Regions from separate parts of the Homo sapiens genome. Here region 2 is linked to region 1. The links are chromatin loops, found by intact Hi-C in ENCODE. Cell type or tissue: dorsolateral prefrontal cortex. All regions are shown on one strand. Links, peaks and the distances in the headings refer to the core of each region. The heading gives the core; the rest is flanking DNA.

Region 1 (16,056 bases), core at 3,578-11,577:
TGATGATAGTTTCATTTGCTGTGCAGAAGCTCTTTAGCTTAATTAGATCCATTTGTCAATTTTAGCTTTTGTTGCAATTGCTTTTGGCAATTTCATCATGAAGTATTTGCCCATGCCTATGTCCTGAATGGTATTGCCTAGATTTTCTTCTAGGGTTTTTATAGTTTTGGGTTTTACATTTAAGTCTTTAATCCATCTTGAGTTAATTTTTGTATAAGGTGTAAGGAAGGGATCCAGTTTCAATTTTCTGCATATGGCTAGCCAATTCTCCCCGCACCATTTATTAAATAGAGAATGCATTTCCCAATTGCTTGTTTTTGTTGGGTTTGTCAAAGATCATAGATGTGTGGTTTTATTTCTGAGTTCTCTACTCTGTTCCATTGGCCTATGTGCCTGTTTTTGTACCAGTGCCATGCTGTTTTTGTTACTGCGGCCTTGTAGTATAGTTTGAAGTTGGTTAGCATGATGCCTCCAGCTTTGTTCTTTTTGCTTAAGAATTGTCTTAATTATGTGAGCTGCTTTTTGGTTCCATATGAATTTTAAAATAGTTTTTTCTAATTCTGTGAAGAATGTCAATAATAGTTTAATGGGAATAGCATTGAATCTATAAATTGCTTTGGGCAGTATGGCCATTTTCACGTTATTGATTCTTCTATCTATGAGCATGGAATGTTTTTCCATCTGCTTATGTCCTCCCTGATTTCCTTGTGCAGTGGTTTGTGGTTCTCCTTGAAAAGGTCCATCACTTCCCGTTTTAGCTGTATTCCTAGGTATTTTATTCTCAGTGGCAATTGTGAATGGGAGTTAATTCATAATTTGGGTTTCTGCTTGTCTGTTTTTGGTGTATAGGAATACTTGTGATTTCTGCACATTGATTTTGTATCCCAAAACTTTACTAAAGTTGCTTATTAGCTTAAGAAGCTTTTGAGCCGAAACGATGGGGTTTACTAGACATAGGATCATGTCATCTGCAAACAAAGAGAATCTGACTTCCTCTCTTCCTATTTGAATACCCTTTATTTCTTTCTCTTACCTGATTGCCCTGGCCAGAACTTCCAACAGTATGTTGAATAAGAGTGATGAGAGAGGGCATCCTTGTCTTGTGCCAGTTTTCAAGGGGAATGAGGGAGGCTAATTTTCTAATAATAATAATAAGATAATATTGAAGATTTGCTTGGTTCCAGATATTTCCATGAATGCTTTACATGTATCAAGTCACAATCTCAGAAAACCCTATGAAAGAGTTCATATTATTATCCCCATTTTATAGATGAAGAGACTGAGGCACATGCCCTACAAAGACCTAAGCTGGGAAACCCACTACCTTGAGTGTTTTTGTTGCCACCTGAGCACAGGGATCTCAGATTGACATTGCAGTTTCTCAGCATTCCACCTCCAGGAAATGTTTTATTTCACAACAGGCCAATGGGCCACGTGACTGAGGTGTTCTACTGAGAAGGGGCGGGGAGCAAGGAGTCTGAGGCTCACAGGCTATAATGGATGGAGGAAGAAAAATTAGAGAACTGGGTTTGGGGGCAGAGTCCTTGCCGGCCTTGTGAGGCTGTGGCTGGGTCTGATCTCATCTGCTGTAAGAGCTGGTCCTGAACTGTGTGGTTTGAGGCCTGGGCAGTGGTGAAGGCAGGAGGACTCACAAATCAACCAGGCTGTTGAAAACCCCAAGGAGCAACAGTACGGGCCAAAGGCCAGAGGTCTGAGGTCTGGGTTCTAGCCCTGGCTTTGCCATTAACTAGCTGTATGATTCTGGGCAAATCGGTTCATCTTTCTAGGCCCAGTTACTTTTTTTTTTTTTTTTTTGAGATGGAGTCTTGCCTTGTTGCCCAGCCTAGTGTGCAATGGCGTGATCTGAGCTCACTGCAACCTCTGCCTCCCGGGTTCAAACAATTCTCCTGCCTCAGGCTCCCAAGTAGCTAGGATTACAGGTGCCTGCCACCACACCCAGCCAATTTTTGTATTTTTAGTAAAGATGGGGTTTCACCATGTTGGCCAGGCTGGTCTCTAACTCCTGACCTCAGGTGATCTGCCTGCCTCGGCCTCCCAAAGTACTGGGATTATAGGCACTTTTTTTTTTTTTTTAATAAATAAAATGCAAGTTTTTTTTTGTTATTGTGGTGATTGTTGTTTTTAATCTCCCAAGTGTTTTTGAACCCCATCATTCTGTGGTTCTATGGCTTTACTGCCATGCCAAGCAAGTCTCAGAATGTTGGCACGCTGACCATTACTGCTTCCCTCCCTGCCCTCCATTCTTTTATAAAGGCCAACCAAAGATAACCATGCTGGTCCTGTGCTGGGCTAGAACATTCTCTCCTCATAACATTCGTAAGAGATAGACATTATTTTGATTTTATGGATAAGGACTCATCCAAGTACACACACCAGCAATCCACATTGGGAATTCTAATTGAGGCTTGCCTCTAAAATCTAGGTTGTTCATGAATATGTGACATGGCTTCTCTATTTTATGTTGGTTTCTATTGGCCACTGGCAAATACTGCTCTTTTTAGGGGCTGGTGGGGTGGTGGGAATGGTGTCTGAAGTGGAAAGAAGGCACTAGGTTTGGACCCATGCGCCACAGAGGCCCTTGGAAGGGGTGCAAATGGCATTGGCCTTGTGGCTCCAGTCTTTTCCAACTACTGCTCCAAGTGGGGCAACGAATGCAGATTTTCCTGCTAAGAACTTGCAGAGAATCCCAATAGGTTGTACTTCTTTTAACGCATAGAGTTTTCATGTGCCAGCAGCTGCCATAACACAAACACAGTCCCTTACTAACTGCTCTCCTAGGTCGCTTTTCCTGCCACGTGGCCTCCCTGCCCACGTCCCCTGGGAGGTGGCCGGAAAGCTGAGATGGGGGCGGCTGCAGTTGCTGCCTCTGGCTGACGTTCAGCTGCAGCAGGCAGGGTTGTTCAAGCTTGGAAGAATCACCACTAAAATGATTTGGGTTTGTGGTGGGGAAGCGGAGGGCAGTCCCTTTTAAGAGTTTCCTTTCACATTCCAGCCATCCACCCCCTGAAATCTTTCAATCATCCATTCATGTATTCATTCAAAAATTATTTAACGTGTTCTTTTTCTGTGTCAGGCACTGTTCTAGGCACTAGAGATCCAGTGGTGAACAAAAGAGGCATGTTCCCTGCTCCCAGGAAATTAATGTTTTAATTGAAGGGTCGGGGGGGATTTGGAGATAAGCAATCAGACAAATAAATACATGATATAATGTGAGATAGTGCTGAGTGTCTCAAAGAAAATGATTATATGGAGCCAGAGAGTGACAGAAATGCTGTTTTAAGCTGGGTGTCAGGAGAGGTCTCCCTGAGGAAATGACAGACACTGAGACGTAGTCAAGGAGCAAGCTGTGGAAATCTCTGGGGGAGAGTGGCCCCAAAGAGGGAGGAGAAAGTGCTAGGTCCTGAGATAAGAAGGGGCATGGCACTTCTGATGAGCAGTAGGAAGCCAGTGTACCTGGAGTACAAGGAGCAAAGCAGACGTAACATGGAGTTGCAGAGGCAACACAGACCATGTAAGGGCTTGGGATTTTCTTTTATTTTTGAGACAAAATCTCACTGTCACCCAGGCTGAGTGCAGTGGCATGATTATGGCTCATTGAAGCCTTTTCTCCTGGACTCAAGCAAACCTCCCACCTCAGTCTCCCAAGTAGCTGGGACAACAGCTGCATACCACCACTCCTGGCTAATTTTGTCCTTTGTGTAGAGGCGGGATCTTGCTATGTTTCCTGGGCTGGTCTTGAATTCCTGGATTCAGGGGATCCTCCTGCCTCAGCCTCCTAAAGTTCTGGGATTACAGACATGAGCCACCGTGCCTGGCTGGGATTTTATTTTAAATATGATGTGAAGCTGTTGGAACATTTTGAAAAGGGAAATGACACAATGAGATTTATGTTTAAAATTATCTCCGTGGCCATGGAGATTGTAAGGAGCTCAGGGAAGGAGCAGGGAGATCCATTAGGAGGCCATTGCAAAAGTCCAGGCCAAAAGTGAGAGTGGCTCAGGCTCATGATGGATCCAGGTGGACAGAAGTAGCAGGATTCGGGATTTTTACAAAGATAGAACCAATAACATTTGCTGATAGATTGGATGTAGGTTGTGTGAGAAAGACAGCAGTTAATGATGACCCTCAGGTTTTTGGTTCTAAGGGCTGAAAACTGTAATAGGCTGAATAATGGCTACCCAAAGAGATTCTGTCCTAACCCCTGGAACTTGTCACATTTGAAAAAAGAGTTAATTTTACCTTACATGGTAACAAATCTCATTAAATATTTTGGAATTATTCTGGATTATCCAGATGGGACCAGGATGCCATTTAGTGTCTCTATACAAGAGAGGCAAAAGGGAGATGACACACACCTGAAGCAGGATGCCACGTAAAGGTGAAGGAAGGGTTTGGAGCGATGCAGCCACAGCCGGGGAATGCCACACCAGCAGCCACCAGAAGCTGGAAGAGGCAAGGATCAGCTTCTCCCTTTGAGCCCCTAGAACAGGGGTGTCCAAACTTTTGGCTTCCCTGGGCCACATTGGAAGAAGAATTGTCTTGGGCCACACATAAAATACACTAACATTAATGATAGCTGATGTGCTTAAAAAAAAATCGCAGAAAAGTCTCGTTATGTTTTAAGAAAGTTTACAAATTTGTGTTGGGCCGCATTCAAAGATGTTCTGGGCTGCATTTGGCCCAAGGGCCACAGTTTGGACAAGCTTGCCCTAGAATGAGGGCAGCCGTGCCAACACCTGGATTCCAACCCAGTGAAATGGGTTTTGGACTTCTGGTTCCTAGAACTAAGAAATAATAAATTTCTGTTTTAAGCCACCAAATTTGTCATAGCTGCCATAGTAAAAGAATACAATGCAGGAAAAGATTCAGCAAAGACACCTGTACCAAGACAAAGGCCATCGGTATATTAGGCCACTCGTAAATGAAATGGGACATTGAGAAGTGGACAAGAATCACAAAAGGTGTGGGAAAAACCAGGAACTTCTGTTGGAGGAGAGGGAGGGGCTGGTAGAAAGAGTGGAAAGAGGGGGAGGAGCTGGCATAAGCTGTTGTCTCTGGGCTGTGGCGCCTTGGCCAGATAAGCATCTTACCTTAGTGCTGAGACAGGCCTACAATTCAATCCAAGTTGGATTTTTTATACATTAATTGAGCTTTGCTGAAACTGTGCTTTTCTTCTTTCAAGTCTAAATTCAAGTCTTGAAATGATTCCTTGGCTGAAATTAGATGGTTTTCCAGTGCTGGTTTCTTTCTACTCAAAGTTGTCTTTCATTGGCTGGCAATAACCAATTATTTGTGTGATTTGTTTGCATTTGGATTTGGCCTGATTCAACAGGGCAAGCAGACTAGTCTCCCTGTCTGAATCCCCACCTGCCAACCCACCGACACCATCCTTTCTTGGAGTTCCTGTAGCCTGGAGTTTAAGGCCTTTTTATGTATTTGAGGGTACAATTTTCATAAGAAGTAATTTTTTTTGCTTTTTTAAAAAAATAATTTATTTATCTAAATTTATTTATTTATTTTGAGACAAGGTCTTGCCATGTTACCCAGGCTGGTCTCAAACTCCTGGGCTCAAGCAATCCTCCTGCCTCGGCCTCCCAAAGTGCTGGGATTACAGGTGTGGGCCACTGTGCCTGGCCGATAGTTTCTTAAAATTACTGCTTTTCAGTTACTTTTTTCATATCCACTTATCCTATTCGAACAGCAGTATATTCTCTGATTTTTAAAATAACTGTTGTGTTGAATTTCCTAAGCTCACTAAAGTCAAGGGACCTCTTGAAGTTCATTCTGGGTGAGTATGGGTTCAAAATCAGTGCTCCCTCCACTCCCTAGAGCCATCTACACAGGCAGAGAGCCTACTCTATCTTGGCCAGGACATGGTCCTAATATTTGCTGCCAAAATCCCTTCCCTTTGAATTTGCTTTTCTTAGACCTCTGTTCCTTTCCCTGCTACCCTTGAGCTGTTGGCTTGTGGTGTGTGTTGAATGTATCTTTTCCTGTCTCCACATGCCCACCTCTCCCACCCCAGTCGACCAAGATCATGCCAATCCCTTCTAATTGACTGACTTTTCAGTGTATTTTAGAGGCAAGCTGGGGTGGTGGATGGGACACTGGGCTAGGAGTCAGGACTCTACCACACAGTGGCCTGAATTCAGTTGCTGGCTCTGCCACTTACTTCTGAGTGGCCTCAAATTTTGTAACCTCTCTGGTTAAAATCAGCTGTTTTCCAATTGACCTTAGCCCTGGCCTTTGCTAACATTAAATGAGTGTTGTCACCACTCTAAGCTTTAATTCCTTCACATAGAAAATGAAGAGATTGGATAGACCAGACAATTGCCACATCCCCTTCCAAATCCAGGATTCTATAGTTCTAGTAGGAAGCAAGGAAACAAAACATTTCAGTTTATTGTTTGGTATAAATGAATCATCTTCTTCTTTGAAGTCCTTGTTAATCAACTTTCCCATAAGCCAGAATTCATCACTCCCACTGGGCCTTGTGAAAATGGGAAAACATCTGAATAATGGACTATTGCTGGGGCTTTGGAACCACACTGACCTGTCTTCTTCCTCGGCCGTATGCATATGATGGACACCTGGACACGGTACTTAGCACCCTAAACATCAGCTTCCCAGTTTGTAAACTGGAGTTAGTAACTGAGCATCCCTCACAGAGTTATTGTAATGACTAAGTGAGATAATTTATATGTAGATAAAATGCCTTGCCTCTAAAAAATATTCAGTGATGTTAAGCTATTGCTTTCTTTTTATTTACTTGTTTGTTGAAATAATTTATATGTGGTGAAGTGTCCAAATTGTATACACCTCAATAGATCTTTACATCTGTATATACCTCTGTGACAACCCCTAGAACAAGATACAGAACATTTCTAGCACAACAGAAGGCTCACTTCTACTCCCTTTCAGTAAATATCCAACTCCCACCAAAGTAACCAATATTCTGACCTTTATCACCATAGATTAGTTTTTCCTGTTCTCAAACTTCATCTATGTATGTATGTATGTATGTGTGTATCTATCTATCTATCTCTATCATCTATATCTATCTCTATCATCTATATCTATCTATCATCTATACCTATCATCTATATCTATCATATCTATCTATCTATCTATCTATCTATCTATCTATCTATCTATCTAATTTTTGAAACAGAGTCTCAGTCACCCAGGCTGGAGTGCAGTGGTACGACCTTGGCTCACTGCAACCACCACCTCCCAAGTTCAAGTGATTCTCATGCCTCAGCCTCCTGAGTAGCTGGGACCATAGGCCTGTGCCACCATACCCAGCTCATTTTTGTATTTTTAGTAGACAGGGTTTTGCCACGTTGGCCAGGCTGGTCTTGAACTCCTGATGTTAAGTGATCCGCCCACCTTGGCCTCCCAAAGTGCTGGCATTTCAGGTGTGAGCCACCACACCTGGCCACTTCACATGAATATAATCATACATTATGTGATCTTTAGAGTCTGGCTTCTCTCAATCAATATTATATTTTTAGTGAGATTCATTCATGTTGCTGCAAGTAGCAATAACATTTTGGTCTTCATTGCTGTATAACATTCCACTTATTGCATACCACAATTTATTTATATACTGTACTATTTATGGACATTTGAGTTGCTTCCTTTTTTTGCTGTTAAAAAAATAATTTTCTATGAGCTACTTACCCATGTCTTTGGTTTATGTAAGCACTCATTTCCGTTGATATACACCCAGCAGTGAAATTGCTAGGGCATAGAGTATTTGTAAGGTTAACTTTAGTAGATCCTACCAAGCAGTTCTTGGTAGTACAAGCAGTGCAAGTGCTTGTAACAGTTTACATTCCTCCCAGCAGTGTGAAAGGTTTCCAGTTGCTCAGCTGCTTCACCATCACTGGGTTTTCTGAATTCTTTTCATTTAGTCATTCTAGTGGCAATAGGGTAGTATCTCATTGAGCTTTCAATTTGCATGTTCCTGATGACTAAAAATGTTGATTACTTTTTCCTGCGCTTTTTGTCCATTTCGATATCCTCACTTGTGAAGTGCCTATTCAGGTCCCTTGCACCTCAAAAATGTTAGCTATTATTTTGTATCATACTAATTGTGCTTTTAAGTTATCCGTATATCTATCTACTCTCCAAATAGATGATAAGCCCTTTGATATGCAAGGTCTGTGCGTCACTCATTTACGAATTCTTAGTGCCTAACGTAAGACTCATGTTATACATTCGTTGAATACATTGTCAAACGTCTAGGACTCAGCAGATCATGGCAAAATGTCGCCATCTGGTGTCTGCAGGGAATGAGATGTGGAGGATGCAAAGCCAGCTGGCTGGATAATTCATTGTTTTCCATGTGAGCTTTCTCTTATGTACGATTTAAAAAATATGTATATATTGCAAATTGCCTCTGCATACTTGATTTTAAAAATATTTTCTATATGTACTTTCATTTTTAAAAACTCAATTTAAAGTGCAAACTTGTGGAACAGAAAAAGTTCCACAATGACTAAATTCTTTACTAAACAATTACTAAACAATTCACTAAACTAAATTCTTTAGTAATTGTTTACATTTTCAAGAGTTGGGTGCTGTATTCATAGATGAAACAATAAGTACTTACTATATTCTAGTCCTGAAGTTTATTCAAGAGATATAAGGTGCTCATAGGCTAGTAAGGAAGAAACAAAAAAATCAGCCTGGAGTATTATAATAAATGCCTTAAAATAGGTGTTTGTTCGTTCATTCGTTCACTCACTCATTCATCATTCAACATATATTATTGAGCATTTATTCTGTACCAGGCATTGTCACAGGTACTATAAACCCAAACGTGTGTGTCCTAAAGTGTGACTGCTCTAAGAAAACCTATAGTAAAAATATATATATAATTTTTCAAGGATTTGGAACTTTGGTATATTTTCCTTTGAGTATAAGCTGCTGTAGACGGTAGGCCATGTGAGACCCCAGCTTCTATTAGGGTTACACATAGAACAAGATGGCCCTAGTTGAAAATACTTTTCCATAAAGTGTACTGAGGTGGGGAGGAGGTGGCGAACTTCACTGCTCTTCTCAACTCTTTCTTCCCTCTACTCACTGCTCCTCAATCCACCACCAAGACAAATGGTAACAATGGATTGATCAGGTTTATTTGTTTGTTTTTTGAGACGGGGTCTTGCTCTGTCACCCAGGCTGGAGTGCAGTGGTGTGATCACAACTTACTGCAGCCTCAACCCCAGGCTCAAGCAATCCTCCTACCTCAGCTTCCTCAGTAGCTAGGACTACAGGCATGTGCCACCATGCCCAGCTAATTAAAACAACATTATTTTGTAGATATGGGGTCCCCACCATGTTGCCTAGACTGGCCTGGAACTCCTGAGCTCAAGCGATCCTCCCACCGCAGCCTCTCAAAGTGCTTGGATTATAGGTGTGAGCCACCGTGCCTGGCTTGATCAGGTTTAGAAACATTGTAGTGCCCATGGGTAAAGTCTCTGTCCAGGTTACAGGCTAGAGCTCACATGGGCGTGACCTCCCAGTCACTGTCACACTGTTGGAGGACATAGGCTGGGGTGGCAATACGCTTCTGATAAAGGCCAGTAGTAGGTGTCTTAGGCTGGCAATATTTTAAGCACTGGGAGATATGATACTGCACCTTTCCTCTTATACTTTTTTTTTTTTTTTTTGAGACAGGGTCTCTACCACCCATGCTGGGGTGCAGTGACACTATCATAGCTCGTTGCAGCCTCAGCCTCCCAGGTTCAGGCAATCCTCCTACCTCAGCCTCCCAGATTCAGGCAATCCTCCTACCTCAGCCTCCCAGGTTCAGGCAATCCTCCTACCTCAGCCTCCCAGGTTCAGGCAATCCTCCTACCTCAGCCTCCCAGGTTCAGGCAATCCTCCTACCTCAGCCTCCCAGGTTCAGGCAATCCTCCTACCTCAGCCTCCCAGGTTCAGGCAATCCTCCTACCTCAGCCTCCCAGGTTCAGGCAATCCTCCTACCTCAGCCTCCCAGGTTCAGGCAATCCTCCTACCTCAGCCTCCTCAGTAGCTGGAGCCACAGCTGTGTGCCACCACATCCAGCTAATTTGAAAAATTATTTTGTAGAGACGGGGGTCCCATTATGTTGTCCAGGCTGGTCTGGAACTCCTGGGCTCAAACGATCCTCCCGCCTTGGCCTCCCAAAGTGCTGGGATTACTTGGGTGAGCCACTGCGCCTGGCCTCCTCTGATGCTTCTTGTGAGCAGATGTATTCTTGAATTTCTTCACAGCAGTTCACAAAAAGTGTCTATGACCTCATCACCCAAGTTTTTTTTTTTTTTTTTTTTTTGAGATGGTCTTGCTCTGGCACCAGGCCAGAGTGCAGTGGTGCCATCTGGGCTCACTGCAACCTCCGCCTCCCTGGTTCAAGTGATTTTCCTGCCTCAGCCTCCCAAGTAGCTGGGATTAACAGGCACGTGCCAACACGCCCAACTAATTTTTGTATTTTTAGTAAAGATGGGGTTTCACCATGTTGGCCAGGATGGTCTCGATCTCCTGACCTTGTGATCCGCCAGCCTCGGCCTCCCAAAGTGCTGGGATTACAGGCGTGAGCCACCGCACCAAGCCATCACCCGACTTTTACACATTCTCCTAGACTTCTTCTGACATTACAATGCAACAAACATTTATTTATTTCCTAATATAAACCAAAAATTCTGCTAGATGTTGGCAAAAAACAATGAAAGACAGTGTTTGCCTTCCAAGAGAAAAGGTAACAGATGATTAACATATGTAAAGGGCTATGACAGAAGTATATGAAGGAAATATGAGAGCTTGCTTCTTGGATGAAGTCTTAAGAATAAAAAGGAATTATCCAGCAAGAGTGGGTAAGAGTGGGGGATGGACAATAGGAGCTGCATGAGCAAAGGGCATGCATGCAGAGCTGTTTGCATTCCATCTTCAACATGCTGGGAAGCTTTTAACCTGAGAAGTAGCAGATACAAATAAATATTTTAAAAATTTATTGGCAACCATATGAAGGATGAATTATGGCATGGTACCATTGGAAGCAATAATTCTGTTAGCATGCCATGGTAATAATTCACATGGTGTAGCCTCAGTCAATGCACTGAAAGTGAGGGAGGAGAGATGAGAGAGGGGCACAGATGCAGTTCGTTAAGGTTAGTTTAGAATTAGTATCACTGATAGATATGAAGAGCAAGGGAAAAAGAAAAATCTGGGACAAATCATAGGTTTCTGATTTAGGTCAATGGTGGCCAGTCACTTTCAGGAAGAAGAACAGATGCTGGGGTACTGGCTTTAGTGAGGGCACTAATCCCTTCCCCCTGCCCATTCCAACTTATATTCACTTCTAGAAAGGATGAATGGGATTTTGGTGTAATAAGAAGACAGGTTGGCCAGGCGTGGTGGCTCATGCCTGTAATTCCAGCACTTTGGGAGGCCAAGGCAGGCAGATCATTTGAGCCCATGAGTTTGAGACCAGCCTGGGCAACATGATGAAACCCTGTCTCTACAAATAATACAAAAAATTAGCTAAGTGTGGTGGCACATGCCTGTAGTCCCAGCTATTCAGGAGGTTAAGGTGGGAGGATGGCTTGAACCCAGGACATGGAGGTTGCAGTGAGCCGTGATCATACCGCTGCACTCCAGCCCAGATGACGGAACGAGACTCCATCTCAAGTAAAACAACAACAACAAAAGGTCAAGAAATTGAGCATGGTGTTGTGTTTTTCAGCACCTCAGGCATTCTGATCACTTTTACTTACTTGTTTAGATTGCTCATGTCAGAGTGCCGCAAGTTGTATACATTGCCTCACAGCTTAATTGCCTATGAGGAGTTTGGGTCCAAAAACCTCACTGGTTAGCAGTAAAAAGCTTTCAAAAATTTATAATTCCAGACATTTCCCTATTTCCACCGTTTTGCAGAGTTAGAGTCCCTGTGGACTGAGCGAGCTTCCAGCACTGGGAGTCGACCTCTAGTGGTAATTCTTTAAACTGCAAGTCCTGACTTTGGTGATTTGGCTTATTTTGCCAGAACCAGGGCAGCTGAGTTCAGGTTTTGGTTACAATTAATAAAAAATGTTGGCTTCTAAGAGATCTATTAATATCTCAGTTTTACTTATGAGAGGCCTTAGAGATATGAAGTAAGATGAACTCACATGCCCAAGGTCATACAGCTAGTAAGTGATGAAGGTAGGATTCAAATCCTGGTCCGTAGGTTTATTAATCCAGAGCCTGTGCTCTTAACCACTACCTGTTCTGCCTCTGTTGTTACTTGAATCATCTCTTTAGGCAAAGTTGACCAATCTTTTTCTTTCTTTCTTTCTTTCCTTCCTTCTTTCTTTCTTTCTTTCTTTCTTTCTTTCTTTCTTTCTTTCTTTCTTTCCTTCTTTCTTTCTTTCTTTTTCCTTCCTTCCTTCCTTCTCTTTCTTTCTCTTTCTTTCCTTCTTTCTTTCTTTTTCTTTCTTCTTTCTCTTTCTTTCTTTCTTCCTTCCTTTTTTTGTTTCTTTTTTTTTTTTTTCAAGTTCTCACTCTGTCACCGAGGCTGAAGTGCCACTGTGGCCTGATCTTGGCTCACCGCAACCTCCTCCCAGGTTCAAGAAATCCTTGCATCTCAGCCTCATCAGTAGCTTGGACTACAGGCATGTGACACCACACCTGTCTAATTTTTGTATTTTTGGTAGAGACAGGGTTTTGCCATCTTGGCCAGGCTGGTCTTGAACTCCTGAGCTCAAGCAATCCACCTGTTTCAGCCTCCCAAAGTGTTGGGATTACAGACATGGGGCACTGTGCCTGGCCTTGACCATCCCTTTTATATGCTCTCTAATATATCTACTGTAGCACATCTCATACATTAGAGACCAGTCTTTCCCACCAGTTCATGAATTCCCTGGAAGCAGAGCTCTTAGTAAGTACACAATGAATGTTTAATGAATGGGCAGATATTATAATCCTACTCTCAGACTCTTTTAATTTTTTTATTAGACTTTAAGTTCTGGGATACATGTGCAGAAAGTGCAGGTTTGTTACATAGGTATACACGTGCCATAGTGGTTTGCTGCACCCATCAACCTGTCATCTGCATTAGGTATTTCTCCTAATGCCCTCCCTCCACTTGCCCCCGACCCCCTGACAGGCCCCAGGGTCTGATCTTCCCCTCCCTGTGCCCATGTGATCTCACTGTTCAACTCCCACTTATGAGTGAGAATATGCAGTGTTTGGTTTTCTGTCCCTGTTAGTTTGCTGAGAATGATAGTTACAAGCTTCATCCATGTCCCTGCAAAGGACATGAACTCATCCTTTTTTATGGCTGCATAGTATTCCATGGTGTATATGTGCCACACTTTCTTTATCCAGTCTATCATTAATGGGCATTTGGGTTGGTTACGAGTCCTTGCTATCGTGAATAGTGCTGCAATAAACATACATGTGCATGTCTCTTTATAGCAGAATGATTTATAATGCTTTGGGTATATACCCAGTAATGGGATGGCTGGGTCAAATGGTATTTCTGGTTTTAGATTCTTGAGGAATCGCCGCCCTGTCTTCCACAATGGTTGAACTAGTTTACACTTGCACTAACAGTGTAAAAGTGTTCCTATTTCTCCACATCCTCTCCAGCATCTGTTTTTTCCTGACTTTTTAATGATCGCCATTCCAACTGGTGTGAGATGGTATCTCATTGTGGTTTTGACTTGCATTTCTCTAATGACCAGTGATGATGAGCTGTTTTTCATATGTTTGTTGACCACATAAAATGTCTTCTTTTGACAAGTGTCTGTTCATATCCATCGCCCACTTTTTGATGGGGTTGTTTTTTTCTTGTAAATGTGCTTATGTTCCTTGTAGATTCTGGATATTAGCCCTTTGTCAGATGGATAGATTGCAAAAATTTTCTCCCATTCTGTAGGTTGTCTGTTCACTCTGATGATAGTTTCTTTTGCTGTGCAGAAGCTCTTTAGTTTAATTAGATCCCATTTGTCAATTTTGGCTTTTGTTGCCATTGCTTTTGGTGTTTTAGTCATGAAGTCTTTGCCCATGCCTATGTCCTGAATGGTAATGCCTAGGTTTTCTTCTAGGGTTTTTATGGTGTTAGGTCTTATGTTTAAGTCTTTAATCCAACTTGACTTAATTTTTGTACAAGGTGCAAGGAAGGGGTCCAGTTTCAGTTTTCTCGCAGACTCTTATAGCTAGCTATTTACATAACATCTCCACTAGAATGTCAAATAGACATCTCAAACATCCCATGTCCAAACTACACTCCCGATGATGCTAAAGAGATGTATTCCACCTACTATCTTTCCATCTTAATCAATGGCGTCCACCTTTGCCCATTTACTCAGTCCAAAATCATACAATTCTCTTTAACTCATCTTCCCCACCCCCCAACAAATCTCACATTTACTAGCAAATCTTGTTAATTCTATTTTAATTATATGATTTGAACTCTACCTTTTCTCATCATTTCCACTGCTCTGCTCCTTATCCAGACTGTGCATGTGTTTCGCTTGGATTACTGTGTTAGCCTGCCAAGTGGTGTCTTAGTGGTCTCTTCCTGAACTGCCAAGAATCTATTCTCAGCTATCAGCATATTTATAGTTGTGAGATGATATGTGAGTTCTTTGAACAATACCCTCTAGTGGCTCCCCATCTTAATCAGAATCAAAGACACAATTGTTCCAAGCCCATGTATCTGGCTCCTCATTGCCCCTCTAAGAGCATCTCCTATTGCTCTCCCCTCTCTCTCCGGGTTCTAGGCTCACCAAGCACACTTCTGTCTCAGGGACTTTACACTAGCTATTCACTCTCTGGAATGCTTTTTCATGAATAGCTGTTTAAATTGCTCCTCCAACTCTTTCACATCTTTGTTTAAATGTCACCTTCCCAGTGAAGCCTTCCTGGATTATCCCCTCACCCATCCGTGGAACTTCCTCTCCACTTTCCTTGATTAATTTTTCTTCTTGGCAGTTTTTTTTCCTTTTAATATGTGATATAATTTAAATAATGCTTTATTTTGTTGACTGTCTTTCCTCACCATACTATAAGCTCCATGAGTGTGGGGATATTTGTCTCTTTTGTTTACTGCTACTTCCCTAACACCTCCAACAATAGGTGTTTATTACATACTTTCTGGATGCATGAAAGAAAAACGAAGAAACTCATCCCTCAGTACAGGAACTGTATGTTCTGAATGATTGCATTAGGTGTGCTCTATACATTTTTGCCTCTCTTAACAGTCTACAATTCCTTGACTCTGGGGCCTTCTAGTTGGTATGCCCCCTATTAAACTACAGGCAGATTTTTATTAAGAAAATTCACTGCAGTAAGTATTTATATAGAGCAATAATTATTTGTAACTTTTTGTTGGTCAGTTTAGCAACAAAGCTTCCTATGCTTAGCAATTACGTGCAATCATTTTCCCTGTTCATGTAACAGTCTTCTCATATGAGAATAATGGATGGAGCAGTATTTTTATTTAGATTGAACTTTCGCTGTACTCTTTATGATAGTTCTGATCACAGAAAATGATTACTCCTCCACCATGTCCTCTCAAAAAATAAAAAAGTTGACTAGTTGAAACTCCCAACCCACTCTTCAAAAACAAGAAACACAAAACAAAAACCTACCAGGAAATAAACATGAATATCTAAGGGGATGTGAGGGTGTTGTCAGTTCACTTTATTAATCAGCTTAACACAATCCAGCCTAACAAAATAAATTAGAGCTTAAGTCAAAGCCACAAGGGGTTAAAGTGGTTGTAGGAGGTTTGAGAAGGGCCATTGAGCCAGATGTTGTGTCTAGTCAATCTCAAGCTTGCTGCACAGTTAAAGCCGACCATTCTACCTTCCCTAATAACACTTTAGTTGAACCCTCAAATCCTCCCAGAAGTCCTCCCTAGTTATTATTAACCAACCCCTTCTCTCAATTCCTAAGTCCAACTCTTCTCTTCCTGAGCCCATTTCTTTATTCCACATCCCTCATTTTCAGATGATGACCACAGCATTTACCACAGGAGAAAAAAAGAGAAACCATCAGTCACAG
Region 2 (16,056 bases), core at 2,642-10,641, 66 kb before region 1:
TTGAGCCCAGGAGTTCAAGACCAGCCTGGGCAACATGGTGAAACCCTGTCTCTACAAAAAATACAAAAAACTAGCCTGGCATGGTGGCACGTGCCTGTAGTCCCAGCTACTTGGGAGGCTGAGGTGGGAGGATCACCTGAGCCTGGGAGGTCGAGGCCATGATTGCACCACTGCACTCCAGCCTGGCAACAGTGAGACCATGTCTCAAAAATAAAATAAAATGTTGGTCAAAATGACAGCTGTGAAATTATATTTTATAGTTGTTTCACATGTTTACAGGCTATTTGGGTTTCTGCTTCTGAAATTTGTTCATCTGCTTTCCAGTTCTTCTGAGATCTTTGTCTTTTTCTCATTGATTTTCCTTTGATGCTTTCATGTTTTGACAATTTCTCCCAATCTCTTGTTTGTCTAGGAATTTTGCTTATGGAGTCTTCTAATGAACAGCTGATTCTTTACATATAATGTGATCAAAATTATTTTTCCTCTTGGATTTGTGCCTTTTGTATTTTATTTGGGAAATCCTCTCTATTGCATGGTGATAAAGAGAGTCTCTTATATTCCCTTAATGGAATTTTCAAGTTTGACATTTTACTTTGTGTTTAAATCCCCTCATAATTTATTTTGGTTTAGTATGAGAGATGGGGAATCTAATTTTGTTTTGTGTTTTTCTTTGTTTCTATATAGATTAGGAATTTTCCCTAGACCACTTACTGGGCAGTTCATTCTTCCTTCAATCACTGTAACGTCATCTCTCTCACATATCAGGTTTTCCTACATGCATTAACCTGATTGGTGGCTTTTTGTTTTGTTTGTCCATTTCGTATGCCTGTGCAGTATCACAAACTCTGTATTCTGATAGCTCTGTAAGAAACCTTCATCTGGCTGGGCGCAGTGGCTCACACCTGTAATCCCAGCACTTTGAGAGGCCAAGGCGGGTGCATCACGAGGTCAGGAGATTGAGACCATCCTGGCTAACATGGTGAAATCCCGTCTCTACTAAAAAAATACAAAAAATTAGCCAGGCGTGGTGGCAGGTGCCTGTAGTCCCAGCTACTCGGGAGGCTGAGGCAGGAGAATGGCGTGAACCTGGGAGGCAGAGCTTGGAGTGAGCCGAGATCGCGCCACTGCACTCCAGCCTGGGCAACAGAGCGAGACTCTGTCTCAAAAAAAAAAAAAGAAAACAAAGGAAACCTTCATCTCCGATAAGACAAATCCTACCAACCTCTTGCAAATTTACTGCTCTTTCTTTGAAATGGTTTAGACCGAGGGTGGGCAAACTGTGGCCTAAGAGCTAAGGATGGTTGTTTGCAAACAAATAGAAGAACAATACATGACAGGGACCTATGGCGCCTGCAAAGCCTAAAACACTTATTATCTGGCTGTCCCTTGGTTAAGACTATTTTTGGCTACTTAGCCTTCCATGTGACTTAATATCAGCTTATTAAGTTCTTTGAGAAATCTAATGGGCATTTTGATTGGGATTTCATTGAATTTGAAGATCAATTTGGGAGAAAATTGTTTACAATTGTGAGGTTTTACTCTCCATCTAGTTACGTTTAAAGTCTTTCAGTAAAGGTTTCTAACTTTTTCTTTAAATGTCTTGTATATTTTTGTCAAATTTATCCCCGGAACTGGGGAGTACTTCTTGCTATTGTAACTTTAAAAGCATTTTAATATTTTAAATATTTAAATTTGTTACTAAATTTGTTGCTGGAATATAGGTGATTTTTATATTTTGATTTCTATCAACAATTTTGTGGAATATTCTTCCTTGTCCTAATAGTATTTTTGTAGATTCTCTTAGGTATCCTATGTAAATAGTAGGTATAGATAATGATAATTTAGTTTCTTCCTTTCCAAGTCTTTTTCTTCCTTGTATTTACTTGGTCTTCACCTAGGATTTCCAACACAATATTGATAGAAACAGGGAGAGGCAGTCTCCTTGATATGTCCCTGATATTACAGGCACTTGAGGTTTCAACACATAGATGATATTTGCTGTAGGGTCTCTTAGTAGCTGCCATTTATCACTTTAAAGATGCTTGGTGTTTAGGTGTAGATGTATTTTATTCATCCTGCTCAGGGCATATTATGCTTCTTGAATCTGAAGAGTCATCCCTCCCTCAGCCGTTCTGTCTCTGAACACTGTCTCTCCTCCATTCTCTGTTCTATTCTGTTTTTTTTTTTTTGAGATGGAGTCTCGCTCTGTCGCCGAGGCTGGAGGGCAGTGCCGTGATCTCGGCTCACTGCAAGCTCCGCCTCCCAGGTTCACGCCATTCTCCTGCCTCAGCCTCCTGAGTAGCTGGGACTACAGGCACCCGCCACCATGCCCGGCTAATTTTTTGTAGTTTTAGTAGAGACAGGGTTTCACCATGTTAACCAGGATGTCTCGATCTCCTGACCTCATGATCTGCCTGCCTCGACCTCCCAAAGTGCTGGGATTACAGACGAGAGCCACCGCGCCCGGCCAAAATGATGCTTTCTTTATCAAACATTTCTAACTGGTAATAGCCTAGACTGTTTTCGGTTTGCCTCAGCAATGTTGCTAGAAATCTGTGGGTTTTTTCTATCTTTCCTTTCCCCAGACAACCAGCCAGCATGATCTCTTAAGACTCTTTGTTCTTACAGACCCCACCGTTTCTCAAATGTGCTCACCCTCAAGTGACTAGAGTCTCTGAGCAAATGGCTAAGGTACAGGCTGGACTTTAGAGGATTAGAGTCCCCACTCTGGACATCTAAGCGCTGCCAGGCTCTAGGGGAAATAACATGTTGCTTGGAGCTCCTTTGCTAGCAAAGGGCAGTGCCCAGATGGCCTGAGGAGCTCCATGGTATAAAGCAAACAGTTCAATGAGATAGAAAGAGCATGGACATTAGCACTAGAGAGACCTGGGTTCAAATCTCAGCCTTTCCTCTTACCATCTGTGTGCCTTGGTAAGCTGCTATGAGTCGGCTTGGCATTTACAGAACGGTTATAATAATGTTACTTTTTTGTTGTGTTTTTGGGCTTTTATTGTTGTTGTTTTTGAAATGGAGTCTCGCTCTGTCACCCAAGCTGGAGAGCAGTGGCACGATCTCAGCTCACTGCAACCTCCGCCTCCCAGGTTCAAGGGATTCTCCTGCCTCAGCCTCCCGAGTAGCTGGGATTACAGGTATGTGCCACCATGCCCAGCTAATTTTTTATACTTTTAGTAGAGACGGGATTTCACCATGTTGGTCAGACTGGTCTTGAACTCCTGACCTCAGGTGATCCTCCCGCCTCAGCCTCCCAAAGTGCTGAGATTACAGGCGTGACAGCCATCATGCCCAGCCATAATAATATTACTTTAACGGGTTGTGGTAGCAGCTGATGGTCTTTGCCTTAGTGGTTAAGTGTGCTGGCCAAGAATCAACAGGCCTGAATTCAAACATCACTTTGTTTCCTAAGTGATGTTTGAATTAAGCAAATGTTTAATTTTTCGTAATGAATTAAGAGTTTGCCTTAAGCCAACTCTCCGAAATTCAGTGTTCTCATCTGTAAAATGGGTATAATAATGGTGCCTATCTCTTAAGCAGTGATCATGAAGAGGGTGGAGGATGAATGTAAACTGCTTAGCACCTCACCTGTGAGAGCAAGCATTCTGAAGGTGCTAGCTTTCATTATTACTTTGGCATCTCTGGACTTACGCGTTTTCTTGGGCTGCCTCTTCGGCTTTTGAGACCTTTCTGTAGCAATATATCATCTCGATGAGCAGCCACAAGGTGAGGAAGACCAGAAGGATGTACATCATGATTTCTGAGACCACAGAGGTGAAGTCCTCTCCAGCTGAAAGAAAGAGAATGAGGTTCAGAATATGCAAATCCAGCAAACCTAGAGCCGTCATTGGAGCCATATTTTTAAGTACAGCTTAAATAAAGACTGAGTAAAGAAACTCAAGAAGATGTCAAAGGTATTCCAAATCCTGACTCTCCCGCCCATTGGCTTTCTCACTGACTGTCATCAGCTGCTCAGGAGCCAGGGAAGAGGGAGTGGGATGCCTGGAAGAAGTAGCCGAGCAGTGGAAGGAATCCTGGCCTCAAAGTGAGATATCTAGAGCTGGCTGTCCATTTTGCTATTTACAGGTGTGTAAACAACCATTTCCCTTACTTGAGACTCAGTTTCTTAATTTGTAGGTTGAGGATAATAACACCAGTCAGGGGTTTGTGAATATTACATTATCTAATGTATTTCAGAACATCTTGTGAGATTAAAAGTCTACACAGATGTAAGGAACATGCCTTATTTCAACTGCCTCTGTCTTTTGAGCTGCCGGTGGTGGAGGGTGGTATTCCTGGGGAGAGAGCGTTGGAAAACTCATTCAGGGCCAACAAAGACAGCCTCCATGAGATATGCGCATGTTCTCTACAAGTCTGGGTTAGAAACAAGACCTTCCAGGTCATCCAAAACCAAACATAAATATTGGAGGATTTAGTGTATCAACCGCATTGTCCCCAGGGCTGTACTTTTGAAACACAGTTAGGATCCTGCCATTTCCCTGCTGAAAACTCTTCAATGCTCCACACTCCCCTTAGGATGAAGCCCCAACTCTGTTCACGTGACATGCAAGGGCCTTCACAATCCGGGCTTTCTCACCTCATTTCCATTTGGTTGGCCAGAAAAACTTCTGCTACACACTGTGGTATGTTAGAATCTGTGAACTTTTCTTCCTCTTCCCTCTTCCTGAATTGTGTCTTTCACCCACGGCTAGTTCTGTGCTAATATCCTCTCCTGCTTTGCAGTCTCGCAGTAGTTCTAGATTCCTGTGAGGTCCCCTCCTTTGTGAAACCATCCCCAACTTCTCATGCGGAGCTATTCACAACCTTCTCCGTGCACTTTTCTTTTCTCTTTTTTTTTTGAGATGGAGCTTTGCTCTTGTTGCCCAGGTTGCAGTGCAGTGGCATGATCTCGGCTCACTGCAATCTCCGCCTCCCAGGTTCAAGCGATTCTCCTGCCTCAGTCTCCCAAGTAGCTGACATTACAGGCACCCACCACCATGCCCAGCTAATTTTTTATACTTTTAGTAGAGACGGAGTTTCACCATGTTGGCCAGGCTGGTCTCGAACTCCTCACCTCAGGTGATCCTCCTGCCCTGGCCTCCCAACGTGCTGGGATTACAGGCGTGAGCCACCGCGTCTGGCCTCCATGCACTTTTCTCATCCATCTGTTATAAGAGTTGTATTGTGCTTATCTTTCTTTTCTGTGGACTGTGTGCTTATTGAGAACATATTTATTTCTGGATTATCTGCCTGCTGTATAAATCTTAGAATATTTAAAGTGCTCAATAAGTACTTATTGAATGAGTGAAAATAAATATTATCTTATTTGTTTCATGATCAACAAAAAGGACCATTAAAACATACTACATGGCAGATATCCTGATATATCTACTCCTTGCTAGTGGGAGAAATGTTGTAGCCACCTCTCCCCTTGCCAGCTCTCAACAGCAAGTCAGATTTATGATCTGCAGTTATCCATTGGATCTAAGTCATCCCCAAGTCCTTGGTTGTTAAGAGCACAGCACAGCCTGCCATAACTTTCAGCCCAGAGAGCAGTCCGAAGGCTCCAGGATCACCCAGGTTTCCAACTGGAGCTAGAGGTCATAGATGCAGCGTGAGGCACATGAGAATGCCGTACAGCTCAAACATCTCACCGCCTTGCTACCACCTCGTGCATTATTTATGATTTGTTTGGCTTAAAGCATGCTCTCTCTTTCAAAATGCAGTAGCCCACAAATGGCAATACAGGAAGCTGTCCTCAGTATTTTTAGTTACCTCTAGGTGAAGAGGCCTCAGGTTTCTGCCTTAGGGCCAGGAGGTGACAGCCAAAGCCAGAATAAACCCAACTTGAACAAAGAGAACCAGGGAGACCTTGTGGGACCACAGGAATGGAGGAGATGTGGGGTTGATGGGCAGGTGTCATGGTGGGGTGGGTGCGTAGCTCTGAGCAAGATGAGGGCAGGGAGTATCTGATGTCACAGAGGCAAAAAAGAAAAAGTGGCAGGGGGTTGGGGTGGTGGGGGTGGGGAAAGAAACAGTGGAAAGCAAGCCCTCCAGACAGGCGAACAATCTGGATTTTCACCCTGCTTCCAGCGCGAATTTGCTGCACGTCCCTGAGCAAGCCCCTTGCTCTTGCAGAGAACTCTGTTCTCCCAGCCACAAAAAGAGGGGCACCAGAGCTACACCCTCCAATCACCTGGGGAGTCATCAACTTGCATATGACCTCACTCACCCCTGCCGATCTCACACCTGCAAGGGTGCTGCAGAGGTGTCTACATCTGGAGGACGCCAATGTGGGCGATTCTGATGTCTGCCCTTTATCCAGAGGCCCTGGATTAAATAAATGATATCCACGCTTCCTTCACACCCGACCATCCACGAGGCTCTGTGGCTCTGATAATAAACTTGTTTTTCCTTCTGTTTTTACCCGAGGCTTGCTCTGGTACCTGGCAGACGAACTAGCTCAGCCTTGCCACACTTCCCACCAGCTATGCACGAGGGTGTCTGGAGGCAAAAGCCCGAGAGAGCAGAGGTGGAGACGGCTGAGCACTGTGCTAAGGTCTGGCGGGCACCAACCAAAAGTTCCAGATGGTGACCAGGAGAGGGCGCCAGGGCCCCACCCCCCAGAGGAAAGGCGTGTAACAAACGGGGGATAAAGGAACTTCAGAACAGGGGAGTACCTCAGAGAGCCCCCCGCCAACCCCTTCATTTCACACCAGAGGAGCGGGGCTCCGAGCAGGGAAGTGACTCATCAGGTCTGGATTCAGGAGCCCTGAGAGTCCCTCTGCACTTTCAGAATTGACCTACCTTCCATTTTAGTCATATCGTCTGATCCGTTATGTCTCTTTCTCCTTTGTTCATTCACTCTGAGGACTGAATCTCCGCTTCATTATTTTTATCACAACGACATGATAAAAAATGAATAAACCTGTGGCCTGGAGGTTGGGATTCCTGGATCCTTTTTTCTAGGAAGAGCCCTGTCTTTAACTTGATCTTTTCCTTCATGCCCCACACTTTGGCCTGCTCACTAGCAGTGATAATGCTGGAGATAGACTGAGAAAGGCTGGAACTCCCCCCTCAGGATGCAGGACTCCGGTTGCAACAGAAACACCTGAGTTAGGCTGCTGAAAGGCCTTCCCACTCACGAACACGGAACTAGCTGTAGGAGTCCAAAGATTTTAAACAAGACTAGAGAGCTATCAACCTGTCCCCTTCTCCCAGCAGGGAATGAATTTATGTAATAAGAGATGCCACAGATGGGGAAGAGGTTGCACGTGTGATTACTGTGAAGAAAGACAAAAGAAAAAAAGATTGTCAAACTTTGGTTTAGAGAGAGGTTCTCAAGGTGTGGTCCCAGCAGCAGCACTGCCCGCCAGGCAGTGTGTCACGCAGTGCAAACTCTCAGGCTCCACCGACAAAAGCAGAAAGGCTGGCTTCCAAAAAGCCCTGCAGGAGATTTTGAGGTTTGCTAAAGTTTGAGAACCCCTGGCTTAGAGGCATGTATTGCTTACAGGTAGAAGGAGAGATGACTTCCGGGTAACCTCATGAGATTTCTCTGAGCCCACTGAGTCAGGGATTCAACATAGGCCAAAGAAGAAGGCCTAGCTGAATCAGTAGCTTTAGGCCTCATGGAGGCTAGCCTCTTTCTCTAAGGGACCAGGAAGAGCTCATTCTATCATCTCCAAGCCTTTCTGCTTTGAGGAAAGGCACAGAAAGACAAGCTGCTTAGGGAATTTACAGGAAGCTGGCCACCAGAAGAAGATGGGTCAATGGTGACATTTTTAGATGTCACCATTCCAAATACATGGGTTTTTGCACTCTTTAAGGGCCTCACTCGTGGAAAACTGCTGTCCTACCCTTCCCTGTCCACAGAGAGCAGGACGCCCTAGAGACCCTGTGCCTCAGCCTCACCCTCCTCGGTGACTCTTAGGGGGATCAGCCGCGTCGTCTTCACAAAGGGCCGATGCGCCTCAAACTCAAACTCCCGGGACACATTGCAGGTGTAGAGGCCAGAGTCGTTCAGAGTGACGTTGAGCACAGTGATGGACACGTCCTGCAGGTCCTTGCTGCCATTCCACTGCAGGCGCCCCTGAAAGGGGCTCTCCACCTCCTGGTGGCCATTCCGATACTCGTAAATCTGCAGATAGAGGAGCAGAAGAGGGTAGGGCCAGGAAAGGAGATGGCAGTGGGGGGAAGCCGAGTTAGGGACAGGGCAGAGAAAAGGAGCAGAATTGTGCATGGACAGGGAAGAGAGGGGACAATGCCACCGGGAGACCCAGAATGTGGGGGTGGGATGAAGAGGCACAGAGGAGGGTAGGGAAGGGAGCAAAGACAGGGAAGGACAGGCAGAGGCAGCAGGCATCAGGGCATGTGGACGTGGTGAGGACAGAGGCAGCCACGGGCGTGTAGGAAGAAGCTTGGCAGAAAAAAAGGGGTGGAAAGAGGGAGAACAAAGGCAGGCGGGAGAAGAGTATGGGAGCCCAGGAGACGGACATTGAGAGAAAGACAGGATTGTAAAAAGATAGAGAGAACAAGAGAGTAAGATGTGTCCCAGAGCCGCTGGCAAGAGAACAAGGTAGAGACAGCAAGACAGGCAGATTCATTAGTAATGAAGACATATGAAAGCCCTGGCTTTAAAACTGGACTCTCTGTGCTGGTACTCATCAGGGGCTGTAGGACAGTCTGGGCCAGGCCACAGGAAGGAGGCCCAGGATGCTGAAGCATGGCAGATGAGCAGAGAGCCATCACCAGAGAGGCACACGTCACATCTTTTGCTTTGGACTGAATTTTAACTAAAATATCATCTTTTAAATTTCTTTCCTCAACACTTCCACCCTCTGACATAACAGCCAAACTCATTTCTGACTCTAGCTTCTATGTGCCATTCTCTCTCTACAGCTGTGCTGGCTATTCTAGTCTCCACTAGCCACATGTAGCTACTTAAATTCAATTTCTTAGAAGTTAAATACAATGTAAAATTCAGTTCCTCAGTGGCACTGGCCACATTTCAATTATTCATAGCCACATGTGGCTGGTGGCCACTGTATCGCACAGCACAGATAGAGAAGGTTTCCACCATCACAAACATTTCTATGAGACAGCCTTGCTGTGGATTTCCATGGATGTTTTGCTGTTGCCGTTTTATTTTTCATTTTCTTCTTCTTCTGATCCACCTTTTCCTCACTTTGGGCAGGCCTGGAAGCAATGTGGGCAGCTATCACTGGTACATGACCAGGCCTGAAGGCCCTGGGGGCCTTTGCATCTGGCCAAGACATCCAGCCTCCTGCAGCTGGGGGCTAGCCTCAGTTGCAGCTTCATTGACGTGTCACTGTCACACCTGAGCCAGGCTCTGGGAAGTCTCCGCTGGTCCCAGTCTTAGTACCAGACGGTTGCAAATCTGCATCAGAATGGCACATAGAAGCTAGAGTTAGAAATGGGTTCGGCTTTAGGATAGTGAGAAAGAAGAGCAAGCTAAACCCAGTTTCGCCCTTCCATTGTCTCTGTTACAAATCTTTGTGGAGGAGAAACTTGCCCCCAGGAAGGCAAAGCAGTGCCGTAAAAAGGGCCTTGTATCTGCTGTTAGACCACCTGGCTCAAGTCAAAGCTGTCTTAGTTATTAACTTAACTTCTTTGAGCCTCAGTTTCCTCATTTCTGTGTCTATCTTTTCTCTAGCAAACATTTACCAGTGCTTACTATATTCCAGAAACTATTTTTAATGCATTAAAAATTATAGCTCATGAGTCCTGGTAACAGCCCTATAATTTGGCTATGCTTTATATCCCCACTTTAAAAATGAGGAAACCGAGGCACAGAAAGGATGACCAACATGTCCAAGGACACAGAGGTGATAATAAGTGTGAAGTCAAGAATCAAACCCAGGTGGCCTGGCTCCACAGTCAGTGAAGGAGTAAATAATGGTCATCTCCAAGGTGGTATTCAAAATATATGACAGCCGACCAGGCACGGTGGCTCACACCTGGAATCCCAGCACTTTGGGAGGCCGAGGTGGGTGGATCACCTGAGGTCAGGAGTTTGAGACCAGCCTGGCCAACATGGCAAAACTCTGTCTCTACTAAAAATACCAAAATTAGCTGGGCATGGTGGTGGTGCCTATAGTCCCAGCTACTGGGGAGGCTGAGGTGGGAGAATCGCTTGAATCTGGGAGGTGGAGGTTACAGTAAGCGAGATCACACCACTGCACTCCAGCTGGGTGACAGAGGGAGACCCCGTTGAGAGAGAGAGAGAGAGAGAGAGAGAGAGAGAGAATATATATATATATATATATATATATATATATATATATATACACACACACATATATACACACACACATACATATATATATATACACACACATATACAACCACTTTGCCACTGGCACCAACCACCCAGAACTGACACTGGCTATGGTGCAGGAGCAGAATCTGGAAGACTCCCAGCTCTGCCAGGAGCGAATCTCTTCGTTTCCAAATCATGGATAAGTCTGGGGGTTCAGCCACTTAGGAGACTCGGCACAGCAAGTATCCACGAGAGAACTGTTTGACATAATTGACTCACTGATGTGGCTGTGCTGGGTGTCCCGGGTGAATGTCACCCTTGGATCACTCTTTGTCATCCCTGTCATTCCTATTTCAATGGGACTGCAGGAGTTAAAGGAGCTAACCTTTGTTATTTCACATAATGATGCTTTGTGTTATTCCAATTTCTTTATGAATTTAATGCATATAATAGGATGGCACAGAAGATTAGATGAAAACACCTGCAAAATGTGTGGTAGGGCGCCTATCACATAGTAGGCTTTAAATATAGCATATCTCTTTCCTCTGCTTCCTCCAGCCCATAATCAAGGGTGCTTGCAGCTGGCCCAGTGCCCTTTCTCTCACAGAAGCTGGGGCTTCACTAAGGCTGTCAGTTATCTGCTGAGGATCTGTCAGTGTTTGGAAGAGAAGGAGCCAGTGTTTGCTAGCTTGGCATCCCCCGGACTGTCAGGAGCCAGGCTGGGAACAGCAGAGGCCAGCAGAAGAAAGGCCAGAGTCAGCAGTCTAACATACAAGGAAATCTTTACCGCCCTCGGGCCTGTAGAACCATTCCACCACCGTGGTGGCCTCCACCTCCTCTCTCTTCATGCAGGAGATGCAGCGCAGCTTCATGGGGTTGCCCTGCACGGCCTCCGTCTCCGAGGGCACTTCCACACACACAGGGAAGCAGACACTGACTGCAGAGAGGACAGATGGACAGGGAAGGAACAGCAGGTGGTGGGGGAGGGGCACAGGAGAGAAACATTGGAGAAGAAGGAGGGAGGGAAGAGAGACAGAGAAGGAAGAGTCATGAGGCCAACCTGAAAAAAGCCACGTGCACATGTCTACACCTTCACCTGCGCTCCCTGAATGTACAGGCTCAGAACGTGTACACATTGGAGGAGACCTGGATGATCTAGACATTGACTGAAATCCTTCCCCTGGAAGCAGTGGAGATGCAGCACCGTACATTATACTTGAGCCCTGCTCTCTAAGTCTTATAGCCCAAATGGGAGACAGGGCATCTACCTACCCAGCAACCATCCATCCCCCTTCATTCCACCACCACTCATTAAAATCCACTCTCTGCCAGGTCTGATGCTAGACTAGAGATGCAAAGATGAATAAAACACTAACCATGCCCTAAATGCATTTATAATCCAATAGGGAACACATATTCCTAACTAGGATTAAACCAGACCACAGCAAGTAACACACTCATGATATATTCTGTTCTTAGAAGACAGGCAGTTAGTTACTCCCAGTTGGCCTGGGGAGAAAGGAAGAGAAGGATGGTGAAACATGAGGCTAGAAAGGTAGGCAGGGCCCATGCTGTGAAGACCTCTGTGTGTCCCTTCCAGTGTGAGGTATCCAATGTTTTAAAGTCGTGGAGAGATGTAATTGTATCTGTGTTGTGTGAAAACTGTAGGTAATTCTGACACATGGTGGAGGTTGGAGCAGCAGTGAAGAAAATGGCGAGCGGACCACTAAGCTGGAACAATGGTCTATGCAGAGGAGTATAGCAAGGCAAGTTAAAATCTGGAGCGGGGTCAGATTGTGGGACACCTTGCATGCCACACAGAGGTCTAAGACTTAGTGTTTCTGCCCTCTAGAAACTTGAAGTCTGTTTTTTAAAAGGAGGCAAGTATATCAGCTTGATAATTCAGAATAACTTGAGCGGGACAAGGCTGCCAGCAAAACATGCGCAAATGTGAGCTGCATTAACAGATGTACAGTACGCAGGAGGAAGGAGGCGTAGTTTCTCGGCACTGTTTTTGGAACAAATCTGGACTATTATGATCAGTTCAGGATGTCACATTTTAAAAAAGGAAGTTGTTCAAAGAGTGCATGCCCAGAGGTGAGGGAGATGGTGAAGGATCTGGAGATAAAGTCTGGTGAGGAAAAAATGGGAGAATTCGAGTTGCTTAGCTTGGACACAGAACATATCTGTCTTCAAATATTTGAAGGCTGGCAGATGGAAGAGAAATTTGATTCTGCCCAACCCTAAAAGTTATAAGAAAAAAATAAGTTTAATGCAATAAAGAAAGAATTTTATGATTTTGGAGCTGTTCACAAATGCAAATAACTAAATGCTAAGAGAGTGTACACAGCATTGTTTGGGATATTTGAAAGTAAGACGAGGCCAGGTGCTGTGGCTCACACCTGCAATCCCAGCACTTTGGGAGGCTAAGTTGAGAGGATTGCTTGATGTTAGGGGTCTGAGACAAGCCTGGGCAACATAGTGAGACCCCTGAGTCTACAAAAATAAAATAAAATAAAAATTAGCCAAACATGGTAACACACAACTGTAGTCCCAACCACTCAGGAGGTAAGAGGATTGCTTGAGCCCAGGAGTTTGAGGCTGCAATGAGCTATGATGGCACCACTGCACTCCAGACTGGTTGACAGAGTAAGACCCTATCTCTTGAAAAAATAAAAACAACATGATGGTCACCGCAGATTCTTATATTAGGACTTTGAAGATCCCTTCTGATGCTACTTTTTCATGAATTAATAATAAAAACAGAACCCCCAGAAAAAAAAAGAAATAATACACACTACATTTAAAAACTAGTCCACTGTTAATGGTCAGCCTGTTCATCTCCTGGCAGAGCGTTCTTTCCTAAAAGCAGAGGAAGGTTTTATTTAGAGCTTAATAAGACACTGCCATAAATTAATTTTGAGTCCAAAAACTGTGTTTGATTGACTTAGAAGGCAATGTATTTATTTTAAAACATGGAGTTTAAAAACTAGTGGCACTAGAATTAACTTAAAGTTGTAAACATCAAGGTAAAATAAATGTAATTGGGTTTTCAACTCTCCAGCAAGCTGGGTGAGTCTTATCTGACAGTCTTCAAGAGGACCTATTGCTTCTGCAGATGGTGAGCCACGTTAATGGAGAGAGGACTCACATCTAGGGAGAACTGATCAGAAACATCTTCAGCATATGATGAGTCTGAAGTATTGATTATAGATCTGATTAAACAAAAAGGAAATGTGGTTTGCGCAAAAGTTTGTGAGTGGGCAGAGGGGTAGAGCGTATGCAGCAAGAACTCCGTGTAGTATGGAACCTCAAGGCACATTCATATTTAATGAGAGCTGGCAAAGATAAATTCATTCATTTCATGTTGACAAACTCAGAAGTGGACTAAGAAGTCTCAAGGAATGCACAGTTACAATTATAGAGGCAGGGTGAAGATAGAATCTGGCAACTGAAGAGTTGGGTTTGATGTACTATGTAATCTCTCTGGACTCAGTTTATTCATCGACATCATGCTGAAAGTTACATCTGTCTAGTAGGTTTATCATGAGAATTTTATGGATTAATTTACATGAATGTGCTTTGTACAAATGTCATTATTCATGTTATTCTATCTTTCGTTTATTTCCCAAATATACTGAGTGCCTTCTGGGTGCCAGGCATTATTCTAAGCACGAAGAATACACCAGAGAACAAAAGAAAAGAATCCCTGTTTTATGGAGCTTACATTCCAATGGAGGGAGAGGGAAAACAGCAACATTAAATAGTAAAAAGTGCTGTGAGAAAAAATAAAACAGGAGAGAGTGTGTGCACAGGGTCATTGGAGGATGGCCTTTCTGAGAAGGTATCATTGAGCAGGCGCTGAAGAAAAGAAATGAGGATACAAGCTATACACATATCTGTGTGAAGGCATGTCAAACACAGGAAATTGCAACTCAAGGGCTCAAGGGGCCCAAAGGAGTGTGTTTGTCATGCTCAACAGACAGCAAACAGTCCAATGTGGAAATTACAGCAAACAACGTGAGAATAGAAGGGGATGAAGTAGTAGGAGGGATGGGGAGGGCCAGATCACAGCAGGTCTTATTGGCCATGTTAGAACCTTGGCATTTGCTTAGAGTTTATGGCATTTGCATGGAGCAGCAGAAGGTTCTGAGAGGAAGAATGATGGGATCTAATTTGTACAAGATCATATGATCTGATGCTGTGTTGGGAATAAACTGATGAAGTGAAAGGGACAAGGGTGGAATCAAAACAGTTAAGAGGTCTGGTACAGGGATCGGATTGGAAGACGATTTTGTTTTGGTGAAGATGACAGTAGAGCTGGTGGAGTTTGAAAGAAATGAAATGCAAGAAAATGATTTGCTGGATTAACATCTTTGAAAAGGTGAGAGGTGATGTGCTCTAGTGAACAAGTAGATGGGATGGCAGAGATAGAAGCATAGTTAGTTCATTTATAGTTAATGGAGGGAAAGCAGTCAGGATGGCAAATGGGGTATGGCAGAAAGTGGGGTAGCCCCTCTCTTTTCTTGGTTGCCCCTAAGGCAACAATAATCCAAGGTATCATCATAGAGCAAGTCCCACTCCTTCCCTTCTGGTCAAAATCTAGTTTCAGGGCATGAGAACTCTGCTCGTATGATCCTGAAGAGTACATTGAAAAATGGCCACAAAGTTCCCCCACCTCTGTTTGCTTGCCTTTTGCAGTATGACTTGCTGCTCCTTGCTTCAAGAGGTAATGTCTGTTTCTCCATCCTTTGAGTCTTCAGCACACCACTGTCTTTCTTTCTTTCTCCTTTCTTTTTCTTTTCTTTCTTTTTTCTTTCTTTCTTTTTTTTCTTTCTTTCTCTTTCTTTCTTTCTTTTTTTCCTCTCTCTCTCTCTGTCTCTGTCTCTCTCTCTTTCTTTTTTTTTTAGATGGAGTTTCACTCTTGTCACCCAGGCTGGAGTACAATGGCATGATCTCAGCTTACTGCAACCTCCGCCTCCTGGGTTCAAGCGATTCTCCTGCCTCAGCCCCCTGAGTAGCTGGGATTACAGGCACCTGCCATCACGCCCAGCTAATTTTTGTATTTTTAGTAAAGACAGGGTTTCACTATGTTGGCCAGGCTAGTCTCAAACTTCTGACCTCAGGTGATCTACCCACCTTGACCTCCCAAAGTGCCGGGATTACAGACATGAGCCACAGCACCCAGTCCACCACTGCCCTTCTTTCTATGAAACCCTCTAGGTATTCAAAGAAGGCTGTAAATATGGCAGGAGCTCAAACTACATTGCTGACTAAAAGTAACAAACTCTTGGAATAATGTTGACCAAATCATTTGACCTTTGTTCTTCTCTTCAATTCCCATAATAATAATGAAGAAATTTATGAGAAGGAAAAACATGATTATTAATAATGATCATATTTCACTAGGGAGTAGTAGCATCCATCTATCATGAGGCAGATAATAAAGAATTATGAACCAGCTTCTCTGATACCCTCAAATCTTTCTCTTCTTTGGACAATGCCCAATTTTTCCTCCTGAGATTGCTCTAGAATGCTTTCCTTTGCACTGAGATAATGAAAAATTTGATTAGAATATAAACAATTTCCAAAAAGGGGTAATAAATGAGGTTATTTTTAGATGCTGACACCCTGACGTGACTTGTTCTGTCAATTTAGCTGGTCACTTAGGGCCTTGAATAGGATGCACGAAAGATCACCAGGGGAAGAGAGGAAAACACACAGGGCAACTAGAAGGGCAGGCCTGGAGAAGAAGGGCAGAGAAG

Evidence for each region. A loop is a pair of places that touch in the nucleus more often than their neighbours do. Peaks named below come from ENCODE experiments on the same cell type or tissue, not always from the same donor. Only the 100,000 strongest peaks of a DNase experiment are listed, where the experiment ranks them.
Region 2: it touches region 1 in a loop (9-fold over the local background); 73 of 110 quality-filtered maps call a loop at or near these places.

Annotation. Positions count from the first base shown.
Region 1 is chr11:123,699,495-123,715,550 of GRCh38, forward strand. No RefSeq gene overlaps it. Among named protein-coding and RNA genes, the nearest start is that of ZNF202, 34 kb to the right of the region's middle. RefSeq lists enhancers at 2,336-2,836, 2,837-3,337. In dorsolateral prefrontal cortex, for the core only: a CTCF peak has its summit at 8,317 (motif pointing left); a DNase peak (open chromatin) is centred at 8,307.
Region 2 is chr11:123,634,523-123,650,578 of GRCh38, forward strand. SCN3B (sodium voltage-gated channel beta subunit 3) reads right to left here. Exons shown (of 7, transcript NM_001040151.2): 3 at 11,065-11,228; 4 at 7,924-8,149; 5 at 3,664-3,802. It overlaps LOC124902777 (a long non-coding RNA gene), which reads left to right and starts at 4,017. Exons shown (of 2, transcript XR_007062929.1): 1 at 4,017-4,098; 2 at 6,445-6,952. In dorsolateral prefrontal cortex, for the core only: a CTCF peak has its summit at 6,637 (motif pointing right); a DNase peak (open chromatin) is centred at 6,609; H3K27ac peaks cover 1,378 bases.